2 separate regions of the Homo sapiens genome follow, and region 1 is linked to region 2. A link is a contact called in ENCODE Hi-C or POLR2A ChIA-PET data. All regions are on one chromosome and are shown on one strand. Each heading gives the region's core, a stretch centred on a gene start or an enhancer-like site at or near the end of the contact. The rest is flanking DNA. Distances are from core to core; before and after follow the strand shown. Region 1 overlaps MAPKAP1 (MAPK associated protein 1). Region 2 overlaps PBX3 (PBX homeobox 3).

Region 1 (7,622 bases), core at 124-2,623, 330 kb before region 2:
TAAAGCCTCTTGCTTTAAAAAAGGACTTCTGGTTCAAAAGACTGCTATGATCATGTGTTAACATTCATGTAGAAAAAGTTCTAGTCATATTAATAATCAATAAAAATGCAAGTAAAAACTATCGAAATGCCACTGTGTATATCTTTTAGAGTAGAAAAAAAAACTTCTAATACCTTGTAATGGTAAAACTATAAAAATGATTTTAGGAATTCTGTTGGTAACATTGTAAATTAGGACATCTTTCAGAGGGCTATTGTCAATAAAAAGTGAGTCTAAAGATGTTTTTACTCTGACCAATAATCCTACTTACAAGGCATGATCCTAAGGAAGTTGTTCAACAGAATAAAAGGTATATAGATAATGACCATCATCATCAAATTACTTATTAAAACCACACAAGGAAGCAATCTAAATATTCTGTGATCGGCTTCCACTACAACCCATACACTTTTCTTTTATACTGCTTATCACATTTTAATTATTTGACAACTGTCTCACTACTAGATAGTAAGCTCCATGAGGGTAGTGCTGTCTCTGCCTAGATCTCTGGCACATAAATACAGACTGTAGGAATTAAGAACAAATACTGAAACGTTTATAATTTATTATTTTTAGATGGAGTCTCACTTTGTCGCCCAGGCTGGAGTGCAATGGCGCGATCTCAGCTAACTGCTACCTCCGCCTCCCGGGTTCCAGCGATTCTCCTGCCTCAGACTCCCGAGTAGCTGGGATTACAGGTGCCCACCACTGCATCCGGTTAATTTTTGTATTTTTAGTAGAGACGGGGTTTCACCATGTTGGCCAAGCTGGTTTCGAACTCTTGACCCTCCTCGGCCTCCCAAATCCTGGCCTGCCTCGGTCTCCCAAAGTGCTGGGATTACAGGCGTGAGCCACTGCGCCTGACCTAATTTAATGTCAAGTAAAAATAACACAAAAATATGTGTGCTACAAGTGAAACTGAGTAACATATACACACGATTATTATACAAGATTAAAAATAGTTAAGATGGAGGCATCATTGGCCAACTTTTCAATTATTTTAAATATCCTTTAAAGTTATTTTAGTACCTCTGAAATGAAAAAGCAGGAAAAAATTTGCTGTTATTTACACCAAACTTGACCTTGTAGTAGGGATGAAACGGCCACCATGAAAGCCTGAGGGCCCACTCCCCAGCTTACCCCCAGGTACTCAGTTATTCTTTCTTTGCTCAAGGGTAGAAAGAGCCAAAATACTCATATATCATATGTAGCATAACCCTATTTTCTGTAACAATCTCAAACAAAGGCAGTATGTTGAGAGAGACAGGGAAATGTCTTCTAAAGCAATCCCTTTTGAGCAGTGAATTTGCTGGTTACTAACAGCAGGGGGTGCCAAAGGGATCGCTATTGTTCCCAGGAGACAGCCATGAGAAGGACTGCTGAGGCCTAGGTTGAAAAAAAGCTTAGGTTTGAGAGTAAAATCCAAATGCAGCAGGTTTTCCCTTAACAACTGGGACATGTGGATAAAACTCAGGAGCTCATAAACTTGAATGGATAAAAACTACATTTTAATTTTCACTAACTTCTAATATTTTGCATTTCCTTGATTTATAAGTGTAGGCAAACAATCACAGCAGAATCACAGTGCCAGTGACTCTGTCATGAACAGAAGTCATAGCTAACACTACAGCACATTACAGCTGTTGCAGATTTCTCAAATACCATTTATGCTCATCACCGCTTTGAAACAACAGGCTTCAGGAGTTACTGTTAGGTATACAGCTGGATATTGTTTAATCTACTAGTAAAGCCACACATATTACTATATCATGAATTTGTTCAATAATCTGATAACTTTAAATAACAGAATACTTTTATATTCCAGTGGATTTTATTTTATGCATTTACACACGCTTTTCTGAGAAAGGCACAAAAAAAAAGCTGAAGACATGTGCTCAGTCTCAAGGCAGGCAACTGACAGGGAAGGTCAAATTTGGTCTGAGAGAAAATTATTTTAAGTCACAAGAGAGAAGTGGCCACAGTGCACATTTTCAGTTAGTGTGTATTCCTCGCAGAGAAGGTGCAAACCTAGAAGTTTTGCTTCACAGGCTCCCAGTGCACCAGTGTTTCCAGAGGCCTGGCTCTGGACATGCCGTTCAGAGATCTGCTTCACACAATGTGCCACTGCAAAGCAGTCTGCGTAGCCTAGGTGCAGAGGCATGAAATACAATGCGAATGTCGTCCTCAGCATCTCTCTGGGAGTCATCGTTATTACCAGTGGACTCTCCAGATGCCAAATATCATTTATTTGATGAACAAAACCAAAATCAGATCCAAAATGCTAGAAGGTTGGGATGAGATACCGAGAGAAGTAATAGAGTCAGTACTCACATTCGAACAAAGAGTGACTCTTTGGATGTCAGACCAGGAGATGAGTACTTTTCAACCAGGGCCAAAGTACTGAAGCCAAACTTATGAATGGGCTCATTGGAATCCAGCGGGGGGAAATCGGTGTCCACCTCCCCATCATCCTCAGCAATATGCAGGCAGTAGGCACTGACATTGTCACTGAAAGGAAAACCAAAAAGGCGAGTGAATACCAAGGTAGGGAAGGGACAAGAAGACCAGAGGGTATGGTGCACAGCAAGCAAATTGAGGAGACTGCTTTTCTTTACCCCAAGCCTGGTGATACAGTAAAAAATCCCAAATCCTACTTCATTTGATAGAGAGAATACACATGGCAATGCAAAGGGGAGAAAAACAGTGTGAAATGAAGGTCTTTATACTACTCTATTCTTGCAACATTCACTGAGCCCTATTGCAGCTACGACAAAGAACCTAACCTCTTAGATCAAAGGTGAGATTTAGTATCAGCCCTAAAAGCAGCTTACAGCATAGTAGGGAGGAAAAGTAATAAGCATTACACTAGCTACAATACAAATGTAAAAAATATATATATAAAACAGATACAAACAAAACTGTAAAGGGGGGAAGATTATCTGGCCTCGGGGAAGGCAGGGGTCAGAGGCCTTTGATTTATGGTTAGGATTAAGAAAATATCTGGACAGGCATGGTGGCTCATGCCTGTAATCCCAGCACTTTGGGAGGCTGAGGCAGGCAGATCGCTTGATCCCAGGAGTTCAAGACTAGCTAGGCAACATGGCAAAACCCCATCTCTGCTAAAATACAAAAATTAGCCAGACATGGTGGTATGCGCCTGTAGTTCCAGCTACTCAGGAGGCTGAGGTGAGAGGATCACTTGAGCCCGTGAGGTCGAGGCTGCAGTGAGCTATGATGGTGTTACTTCACTCCAGCCTGGGCAACAGAGTTAAGACCCTGTCTCAAAAAAATAAAATTAAAATTAAAAAAGAAAATATTTGTGCTCTAGATCAGGAGAAATACTCAAGGTAACCAAGACAATCCATACAGTTCTCCCTTCTCTAAAGAGTATCTAAGTCAGTTGGTAGAATCTGACTTCAAACACCATGGATCCTTAGCAGAGTAAAAGCAAATGACTGGATTAGTCCTGACACAGATACCTGGTCCTCTTGACTACTTCTGCACACTTCCCACTCCCTAGAATGTCCAGACAGTACTCCCAGATTGCAGTCTTGCCCAGTTTAGAATCAACACATACCCTCTTTGGGGGAAGTAAAAAGTTGATCTGTTCAAAGAGGATGGGAAACTATACCAACATACAGACAGTGTAAGAGTGCAATCAATTCAATTGCTCCAAACCGCAAACCTGCGAGCTTCAGAATTATGCTAGCTTCAGAAGCAGGAACCCAATAGCTCACAAGGCAGTAGAATTCTAAATTCTGCAGCTTAAGTTTGGAGTTTTAATTACATGATTGATGCTTAAATTAATTAATTGCAAAGTGTATGCTAATTGTTTAATTGGTTGGTTGATCTATATAGATCATTTTTTGAATTAAATGAGTTGATTTACCAAGTTTATTGACTGGATGTGACAATGAATTATTTCACTGACTACCTGACTTGCAATTTTCCCAATTAATTCACAAATCTTTAGCTGCAACTCTGCTTATTGCAAGAGAGGGAGCCTACTTCAGGCGATCTATACTCAGTGAGTCTGTCATGACTAAGAGATATTTATTATAAAAAACAAGTAATAAGGACAAATTAAAATTAATGGAAACTGTAAATTTGCTAAATGGATTGATAACAAGAAAGTAATCTAGCTATGTTTGTCACTTTACATTTCAGGTATTTGTAATGCTGTTAAGATATTTAAAATTCATCTTTGAATGGCATGGGAAACTTTTGGATCTCTGCAGCCGGGTACTAACTTAAAAACAGAACAATTAGAGAGGCAAAAGAAAGCACTTTGGATGAGGAAAATGTCATGGTATACTGGCTAAGAGAGCTCTGTGGTCAGAACGAGTTCAAATTTCAGCTCCATGGCTCATGGCTATGTGATTTCAGAGAATAAGCTTCACCTCGAGTTTCAGTTTCCACTTCTATAAAAAGGGTATAATCGTCCCTCAGAGATTGTAAAGATTAGATCAGATAATATATGTAGTGTCTGGCATGTAACAGAAGTAAAAAATAAATGGGAAGGTAACTATAATAAGAAAGTCATATGGAAACTAACTTATAGTTGCACCAATCCTTAAACACAAATTGTGGATGCATATTAAGCAACAATGCATCTGAGCAGCATGTTCTATGTACACACAACTGTAATGGGAGTCAACATGTCCACTGTGTTCCAACCTTGGAACCTTGGGTCACTGAGCCCCCAGGGTTTTATGAACAGGGCAGACATGGATGGAACAAGCAACAGACAGCACAGATTATTTATTGCCATGTAAATCAACCTGAGGAATGTTTGATTCTCCAGCATCACAGAGGTTCAGGGGCAAATAATAAGCCTATTGATCAAAGCAGAAAAGTCCAACAATGATATCAGAAGAATTCTGCTTTGATTGTTAAGGGACATCCCCAAATCCTCTCAAAACAAATTCAATAAATATCACAGGCTAAGATTTGAGATGCAAAAGGTTCACTGCCAAGTGCTATTATTCTCCCCAGTTCTTAAATATGAAGTGTGAAATCATTCATTCAAAACACATTTGTAAAGTGCCCCCCTGGGCTGTGGCCTGTCCTGAGCATCAGGAACAGAGGAAGGAAAAGAAGACTGATTCCTGCCATATTATACAAGATGAATAGAAGCCTCTTCTGGGTCATCAGTAAAGTCTAGCAGTAAATAGTGCTCCAACTCCTCTGACCCCTTAATTGAAAATCTGAGGAGATAATGACTAAAATTCTATATTCTACACATGGACATACTGGTTCCTTTGGTGCTTTTATAAAGGAATCATTAGTAAAAGAAGCTACTGTGATATTTTGACTTCTAAAACTGCTTCAGGACTCCAAATTAGTACTAGTACAATACCAGCAGTATCATTAGCTACATTTATTGAGTACTATAAGCCAGACACTCTGCAAAGCGGCTTAGATATATAAGCTCACTGAAACTTCACATCAACTTTGTAAATGAATCATTTATATTTCTATTTTACAAATTAGATAACTGAGCCTCAATAGGATTAGGTAGCTTGCTCAAGATTAAACAGCATGTAAGTGACAGGGCTGAGATTCAAATCCAGGCAGCCAAGAGCTGTCCCTCTTGACCCCCACCCATTCCTCTGCCAAAGCCACAGTGTGTCAAGACTTCCTGAGGCACTTGAGAACCCAATCACCTATGGAAATATGACACACTTTGATGAGAAGAAGGAAACCATGACATATTACTTATAAAAAGTTAGATTTAGTTCAACCTCCTTGCTTTTACAGATGGGAAATGGAGGCAGAGAAAAGAGGGATAACATGCTCATGATCACCCAATTAAACAGAGGCAAAGCTGGTCTTGAAAACTCTGGTGTCCCCACTTCTTGTCCATTATTCTTTAAACAAATAAAAAACTGGTGGACTTTGAAATGGGGAGAGAAAAGAAAGGGGGCAGCTCTGGTCCCTGCCTCAGGAAACCCCCCGATACAGACATCTCAGAGTTTACAACACAATGGAAACAGGGGCACTTCCCATGACACAGCTTGGTGGAAAGAACAGGGATTTTGCAGACACAACTGGTTTTAATGCTAACTCAAATTCTTAGACCAAATCTCTTTGAGCTCCATTTTCTTATCGGAAAAACAGCTTTCCTTGATTTCTCTAGGAGAATAGCTTGGATCTCCGAAATTCAAGCAATTCTCCTTTGTGGTCTTACAAAATTTGGTCAATATTTCTGTATATCACTAATCATATTGCTTTTTCCTATTTCTGCATCTGTATTCTAAAGAGCAAGGATTCTTCTATTATCTCTCCATACTTACTAAAGAGTAAAATGACTGGCATTTAGAAGGTACTTAACAAACATTTGTTGAATAAATGAAGATATGAATGTGTAGACTCAATCACTCTATGAAGAAAGCAAAGGGTATTATTATTATTATTATTATTATTATTTTTGAGATGGAGTCTTGCTCTTGTCACCCAGGCTAGAGTGCAATGGCACGATCTCTGCTCACTGAAACCTCTGCCTCCCAGTTTCAAGCGATTCTCCTGCCTCAGCCTCCCAAGTGGGATTATAGGTGCCTGCCACCACACCTGGCTAATTTTTGTATTTTTAGTAGAGACAGGGTTTCGCCATGTTGGCCAGGCTGGTCTCGAACTCCTGACCTCGTGATCCACCCGCCTTGGCCTCCCAAAGTGCTGGGATTATAGGCGTGAGCCACCATGCCCAACCAGCAAAGGGTATTATTAGTGAGGTATGTGTTAATGAGAAGAGGGAAAGTAATAACCTTCTTTTTGTGTTCTTGCTTTTCACAGTGATATCTGTTAACCAAATAGGGCTTTCTAGGCAATGCACATGTGTCAAAGATTGTAATTCAAGACTAGAGGAGAAGGCAGCACAGGCAAAGGTGAGGATGAAAGGGGAATTTTTATAGTCCATCAAGATATGAATACTGGCATCTCACTTTTTATGGAGAAAAAACAGAAATGATGATACTATGTAAAAATTTTCAATTGTCACACATGAAAAGACTAGAAATAAATGTAATGTACCAAATGGGTTAAGTTTACACATACATTTAAGTCACGAGCCCTCTTTTCCTTCTAATTTTATACACTTTCCAAATATCCTGAGTACATATAACTTTTATTTTCCTTTCTTTATAAAAGATTTATTTTTGATGAGGGTAGCACATTTTTATTGTGCACAATTTAGAAATTTGAAGCAGTATGAAGAATGCAGGGAAATCTCTTAGCCCACCACACAGAGAATCACTTGTCCTGGAGACCCTGAGCATTGTCAGCCTCACTCACGTCCCCTTGTTCCTAAGTGGTCATTTTCTCTACCGAGTTCTGGAATTATGAAGGAAGTAACCATATCTACTGCATAAGGGTCTTGTAAGGATTGAATGATTGAATTTATTGCACAGTGCCTGCATGAAGAAAGATTCTCATGTTGCTAAGATTTCTTGCACCGCTCTTAAGCTTCTGATTACGCAGAAGCTGGATTAACTATCTCACAGTAGCAGGGCAGACAGTAGCATGGCAGACAGCATGAAGCAGAGACCTAAAAGTCCTGTTTCTGAGTCACCACCAGAGAAAGACGA
Region 2 (7,201 bases), core at 4,251-6,750:
TTGACTTTTTTTTTTTTTCTGGGCACGCTGATCCCAGTTGCATGGTCATATGTTGTAAACCACATGGAACTATTTCAAACTGTGATGGGGAAAGTAGCAACTGCAAACATTCCTCCTTGAAGCAAGTGGTTGTCCTAAACTGAGCACTGTAGAATAAAAATGGAAACATAAAAATAGCAGTTGGAAAGATAAAACAGCATTTATAGTACTAATAAAACCATGTGGCTTCCACAGGAAAACATGCTTTGTAACCTAATGCTTACCTGAAAGGACTGTCGAGTTTCTGAGAGTTATAGCTGTTTTTGTAAGAGAAGCACAGAGATTTGCTTGAGGGCTGAGTGATAGATTCGCCTGCCTGAAGCATCCCAGTGTGTTTATACATGGCTTGTATGGCAGCTTTCATAAGACATTTACCCCATGATTTGCGATGAGCTTATGTGTGAATAATTAATGGCAATTAATCCTTAATTACAGTAATTAGGCAAGTCACAGGAAATTAAGCTGCAGCTGGAGAAGACCATGCCTGGAAAGAGAGGATTGGGGGCTGTGTGAATGTGCCATTTACTGACAGCATTACTAGGATGCGCAGTATTCAGCAGCTTTGGCATTTCTATTGGCAGCCTTGGGTAGGACAAGAGTGCTCTGCATTAGAAGCAATCTATAGTTGTCTACAAGAGTTTTAAGTTCAAGTGCCAAAATGTTGTGTTGCATATGGTGATTATCTAAGTTTATTGGTTGCCATAACTCAAATGAGTATAATTGTTTTTGGCTTGATAACAGTGACATTAGAAACAGGAGCTTTTATGCATTCATAGGTTCTGTTGGCATGAGCCATGATGCAACTTTTAGAAACAATTCATCCAGGTTTGCAATTATGAAGCAGATAATGTGATTGTCTAGAAACTGAGAGAATTTCAATCAAGAACAACAAAACCTATACTCTCTTGGTTGAGGAGTTAATTACTTTATTACTAGTTGCCTTTCCCAGTTAAGCAATGGGTAGTACACATTATACAGGAAATATTCATTGACTACATTCTCCAAATGTAGGAAAGACTGAGACTGTAAAAATTTTAAATCATTCACACTAAATGCCAACAAACACTAGTGTTGAAGAATCTAAAAAGAGTGTTTTATAAACAAGCAAAGCAACCACTCCATAGAGAGCAGCACTTCCCTGTAAGTACCTTGTAAGAGATGTTTATCCTTTATTTGGGGATGCATAACTTCTTTCATCATCTATGGGGAATTAAAAACATCATATGGCTATTGTATACCTAGATAAAAGCATGTAGAGAGAAGTATCATTATGACTTTCAATGTATTTTCATAATTAATTACAAATTTGAGCATGAGAAATATCTTCATTTGCCCATTGAATGATAATGTTTATCATTCATTTTTCTCTTTGAACTTCAGGGCACAACAAGAAGTTGGGCACACAAATTCAGCTTAGGTCAACTGTTAAAGTAACCCAGATTATGAATCTGTTACAGTCATACAGCTATTATAATAAGTAGGGTGCTCCTTGATACCAGCACAACTCTTGGGAAAAGGATGCATTTGTCAGATAAAGTAGATAAAAATACATACATAGTATTGTTTTTATAAAGGTCTGTCATATAGTTGGAGATATTTGTAATGACTTCACCTTTTGTCCTAGAAAGGAAATTTAGTTTTTCTTTCCTTTATGGTTTGTGATCATAAATATTTAGGGCAATAGGCTATTTAGGTTATTAAATGCTAAATATGCAAAGCCTCTTTTTTCAAGAATATCTTTTCTTGTAAGACCAAATTGGTAGAGAGTGAAGTTATATGTACATATATAGATTATTCCCGTCTGTACTTCTGGTTCACTTTAAAGAGGAAGTAAGTCACAATATCCTAATAATGGTCTTGATTTTATAAATGATTTTTCCCCTTGAAATAAGCAACACATTCATTTTAATATGTAGAATCAGTTTGCTAGCAGGGCGACAGTTTAAAAAGGCTTCCAACTGTGACACAAGTGCAACCATATTGCTTCCTATTACTCGCGAAGGTAGTTGTTTAGAAGAGAGAATGTTCTCCCTGGAAATGTTTAAAGTGCTGTAATTTTATTTAGGATAATGAGGATTTATAACCATTTTGCCATATGAAAACCTGCCTTTAGACAGAGTGAAATAGGCTGTTTTGGTTATTGAACGTTCTTAACTGTAGGGGATGTGTGTGTGTGTGTGTGTGTTAGTTTTACAGCAATAAGTGTTTACATTGGGGATTGTGCTGGTTTATTCTATATGTTGGCCTGTGTTAAATATTAAAATATTAAATGATACCATTTAGGTTTGGCCCATGTAAATGTTTACATTTCTTTGTACATGGGATTTCTCTGTATTGAAATGTAACTAAACAGAAAGTCTTTGTTCTTGTTTATAAAAATAATGTTAATAGTGACTGCTAGGTATCCCTGGGGCCCTGAGTCTTTGCAACTTTGCTCATGTAAGTTGTACTGGAGGAAGTTATTTTGAGTGATGGGTAGATAGTGCATGGGGAAACAGTTGTGATTAAAAAGTGTATAGCAGGATCTATGTTTTTAATATTAAGTGTGACATTAATGTAGTGTATATTATCATTAAAAACTATTCTAGAAAATGTAAATTTGACTTATTTTGTTAATGCTATATTCTATAGCACTGTCTCAAAACCCACTGTGGAATAGTTTATATAGGCCTCTGCCTCTGATATGGGAGGGGGAAGAAAGGAACACAACAGTTAAGAGATTTTTATCAGGTTTTTATCTCCTCACTGAAAATCTTAGTTCTCAAAACATTTCTAATTTCCCTCATTTGAAGGTTCAAACAGTTTCAAATTACTGCCCATGGATTGTTCTTGACATCCCGAATGGTAAATTTGAGCTGTGGAAATGCTGGAATGTGTTTTTGTGCTTTTCCTGAACAAGGGAATTCAACGGGTAAATTACAGTCATTTACTGGGAGTGTAATTTACTGAGAGCCTTTAGGCAAATGCAGGAGAAAGGACAGCAGCAGAACGGAAAAAACCAGCATAAAAACTGTTTTGTGTATTTTTTCCCTTTTCTCATTAAGTATTTATTCACATAAGAGTTTTATGAATTAATGGATGGTCCTACAATTAAGACAGATAACCTTTATTCATTTTTACCACTGATAGATCAAGTATTGAGATAGTGACTGCTGTGTGAAAATTACAACTTGAACAACATTTCTGAAAAATTTTTTTATTTTGCATTTAAATCCATGTTTGCCTTATTGAAGATTTTAAAGAGACATTACTCTGTCTTCAGAATGATTATAGACTTCACTAATTTAGATTTTCACTATACAGCAGTTCATATAATAAAAGTTTTTAATTTTTTTGGTGGACAAATTAGTAAAAAGGCTTTTCATACTTTGGTCTTGGAAAAATACTATTCTACTTTTGTCACATATCATGGAAGAATCTCATTTTAAGAAGAAGACAACCCAGACCATTTTGGTTGTATGCACAGCTTTCAACCAACACAAGATAAATAACCCAGCCATTTTATTAAATTGTTGAAGAGAAATTTTATGAAATTGTCAACTAATTCTTTATAATATAAATATATAAACATTTGTGGCAATTCTTATAAACAGTTCTGACCAATTCCTTTCATGAAAAGCAGTGTGCTCTGTAGTAATTGCTAAGCAAACAGAAAGCTGTGTTGCAAAGTGGTTTTGTATAGCATATTGTAATTTGACACTTAAGTTGTGCCCTGCATTACCCTGTGTCATAATTGATGGCTAAAGAAAAGCACACGCTATGCTAATCATTTGTTAGAATAGCTTGTTAAATTGTGGTTGCCAATTTAAAATAAACTATGGAATGCTGACTGTATTTTAAGGTTTTGTAGCCTACAGTTTTAAACAGACATTTTGAAGCTGTTTTTTAACTTTATGTTGCGTATGCACAATTCTGCCTTTGCACACAAGGTCAGCATGTTTGCCAGTTTAACAACATATTATCAAGAACAGAATCAGTGAGCTGCAGGTTTCACATCAGTATCTCAAGGGACTTTTCTGTGTATTTTTGTTTTTTGTGTATTGATCCTAAATTTGGTATCTTTTTAAAAACAGTAAAATTGATATACATGAGATTTTAAGTTCTTAAAAGTAAAAAGTTCCAGAATTAGAAAGCTAATTTAGTTGTTATTAGAAAGTAAGGGTAAATTTATCTCATGTTTATCAAGCATAGTGTCTGGACATAAAGCAGCATTTGTTAATATAGAAGTTATTAACTACAAAATGCCAATAAGAATTTTACTGCAGTAAAATGAGATTCAGGAGATAGATTACTGTGCATAATCAGCTTGTGAATTCTCATTTCTTAAGTGCAAATGTGTGATGAATCAGTTATATCATGTAAAGAGAGAGGAATCCAAACTTGGTGTGAATGTTGACTTACATGATAAGTGTAATAGATAGACTTCTACTACTAGTAAAAGAACTGAAGCATGGTGAGGAATATGTGCATTTAGACGTAAAAGAAATGTTACCTCTGTGGAGAAAAATGATTTAATGTGGGTTATTCATTTTTAAGAGATTAAAAATGACTTGAATATAATACCTTTAATTTGTAATAATGGTCTGACGGGCTGCTTCCTGTCTAAAGTAAACCTTTTGATCGGCATGTCCATTTTGATCTCTTCTGTCGTGTAGTGTACTGAATTATTTTCAGTTATTGTACCTATATTTAATTAAGCCAGTAAAGACATGCAGATGGATTTAGCTCTCAATCATTTAGTAGACAAATACGTGTAAGGTTATTCTGTAGCATACAATTGACCCTTTGTATGGAGGAATTCCTTGAGAACATTCAGGATTAAGTCACTCTGCTGTAGGAGAGGAGAGGCGGCATACATGCTTTACCAGAAACAGATGCTCTCACTTGATGGCATTTTTTTGGGAGGGATACGATTTGATATTTCTTTTTTTTTTTTTGGCCGTTTGTTTTCTAATGTATTTCCTCTCCTAGATTGGGTACAAACTTAGTAAAGTTTTGGACTTGATTACTTACTCATTATAAAAACAGCATTAATGAAACTGGTAATTAATTTGTTCATAAATTTATAATGCCCTGTTTCAGTCTAAATGAATTCTAGTAACTGTTTATATTTGAGATATAAATTCTTAATTTTTAAAATAATTTTTATGGCAGGCCAATATAGTAGTCTGGACTGGAAAGTGTAAGCAGGATTGGGTGCTAATTTAGGTCAGGCTGCATTCAGATTTGGGAAGTCACCTTTTCAGCTCCTTTGGAAAAGAGGACACATCCAATATGGAATATTCTGGATGATTATGAGTATGAAGTGAAAATGTTTTTCCAAAAATGTACATTTTTGGGTGTAAAATATGCTTTGGGAATTTACTCTTTTGACTTTTAGGTATTCTCACCCACAGCAGGTTATGAAAGGGAAAAGTCAGTGACCACGTATTACAATAAAATGGCCTTAACGTAATTTGGAAGTGGATAACAGCCCTATACACCAGACACCTTATTGCAAGGCTCTTAGCATCCCCAGGAACGTAGGCCTTAATTTCAGTTAAGTGTGGGTTCGCCCACATCCCCGTGGTTTCTTGGAATAACTCACTGACCCGTGGAGAGCTGTCTCCTGGTCCGGGCCTTTCCCTCTCTGGCTGTGGGCTGTTGAAGGGCGTCTGCACACGTGGGGAGCAGGGGCGCTTGCACACGCACGGGCCGAGCCACGGCTCGCTTGGCAGTGCACACACGCAGCGGCCTCGCCCCTTTCCTCCGGTCCCGAGTTCTGCATAAAGATGTGTTAGAAATCTCGTTCCTAAAGGATCTAGAACGATAAATAATGGATGTATGGGAGCTCGGTTTAAGCTCGAATTTTCTTTCCTCAGTAGTTTTTGTTCTCAGTCACCTTGATGAAACAATCTTGAAGCCGCTCCGCTCTCAGTGGCATTTGCAATGAGTCCCTGACAGGCTGATTTTCCACCCCTGTTGTGATGCTGCTTTCTCTAGTTAATATTCCTGTGTAAGTGTCGCACAAAAGTAAACCCAAAGAGCCCGCACATGACACGGAGGCTGCTCCATTTACATTAATTATGCAGTCAGGGCGGTGAGAATTCGCTGTCAGCCAGCAGGGCGGGGGCGCGCCGCGGCGGGGAGCGGGGCCGGGCCGCGGGGCCTCCCGGCGCGAACGCGGGAGGGGGAGCCGGATCGCCGTCCGCCGCTCCGCGGCTCCGCGCTGCGAGAACAATGGGCGCGCCCGACGCCCGCCCGCGCTCGCGCTGCCCGGCGCGCCCCGAAAGCCGCGGGGCAGAGCGCCCTGAGCGGTCCCCCGCGCCGGCGGCCCCGGCTGCGCCCCGCTGTAGCAGCTGACCTTAGCCGGCTGCGGCCGAGAGAACGCGCGTTGCCCGCCGACCTTGTGCCCTGGGGTCAGCACCCACTGCAAGTCAGAACCTCTCCGTGGTCCCAAAGTTAGTGCTTTTCCAATCCAAACCAGAAACTTGATTTGAGGCCTGGCGATGGTAGAGGATGCATTTTCTTGATTTCAAACATCTGGGCTGCTGCCGACTCCGGTTTCTCAGAGGAGGACTGCATAACCACCATGTGAACATTTTCAACAGATAGGAAAAAATTCCCAACCAGCTTCAAAACAATGGTGGTTGAGAAAAAAATAACTAAGCCTTCACCATAAGTATGAAACATCATCTGGGAGGTTTTCCCACGGTAATTGGCTCTGAAGTATCCTAACTTAATGGTTGTGTTTTTCAACGGGAGACTGAATTCCAAAGGGAATTCCACAGGGAATTTAAATGTACAAACATTTTTTGAGTACCTACTATGTCCTAGGTGATGGGAAATTATTACCTCATTATTACTGGTTGGAAAACATTCCAGAAAACCAAAATTATTGCTCTTTCCAGGATTTAAATACGGACACCATAGAAAGATTGCTGTTGTCACCACTGCCTTCCCCCATCCCACCCCCAGTGACTTGGCTCTAGTCAAGAAATATTGGGGATGGTGGGGAGGATAAATGTGCTTTCTCTATTCTTTTTATACTTTTAAAGAATATCAGCAAAGATTATTGTGCAGTATTTCTACAATGTAGTGTATGCATCTAATTGTGTGGGAGTAGAATTGTATGTTTGCAAGGAATGACTAGCCAAATATCAGAGCCAGCAGAACAACAGAG

What was found. A loop is a pair of places that touch in the nucleus more often than their neighbours do. ChIA-PET counts read pairs that join two places held with the same protein, here RNA polymerase II (POLR2A). Pooled maps may share reads with other maps.
Region 1: a map of Right ventricle myocardium inferior shows a loop between it and region 2 (2.5-fold over the local background). The contact joins two enhancer-like sites. A Hi-C loop is called at or near these places in 2 of 168 maps with a recorded cell type or tissue (Right ventricle myocardium inferior and chondrocyte), 5 of 37 single-sample maps with no recorded cell type and 8 of 50 pooled maps. POLR2A ChIA-PET finds 5 or more read pairs at or near these places in 2 of 52 experiments (activated CD4-positive, alpha-beta T cell and activated CD8-positive, alpha-beta memory T cell).

Annotation. Positions count from the first base shown.
Region 1 is chr9:125,557,263-125,564,884 of GRCh38, forward strand. It overlaps MAPKAP1 (MAPK associated protein 1), which reads right to left. Exons shown (of 12, transcript NM_001006617.3): 6 at 2,371-2,547. It overlaps LOC105376272 (a long non-coding RNA gene), which reads left to right and starts at 6,473. Exons shown (of 4, transcript XR_007061777.1): 1 at 6,473-7,622. Within about 2 kb of position 1,374, at least 4 of the 41 ENCODE cell types and tissues checked have a DNase peak (open chromatin) inside an H3K27ac peak, as active enhancers do.
Region 2 is chr9:125,883,596-125,890,796 of GRCh38, forward strand. All of the region lies in intron 2 of PBX3 (PBX homeobox 3), which reads left to right. Among named protein-coding and RNA genes, the nearest start is that of PBX3, 140 kb to the left of the region's middle. RefSeq lists an enhancer at 1-1,223 and a silencer at 6,137-6,356. Within about 2 kb of position 5,501, at least 11 of the 41 ENCODE cell types and tissues checked have a DNase peak (open chromatin) inside an H3K27ac peak, as active enhancers do.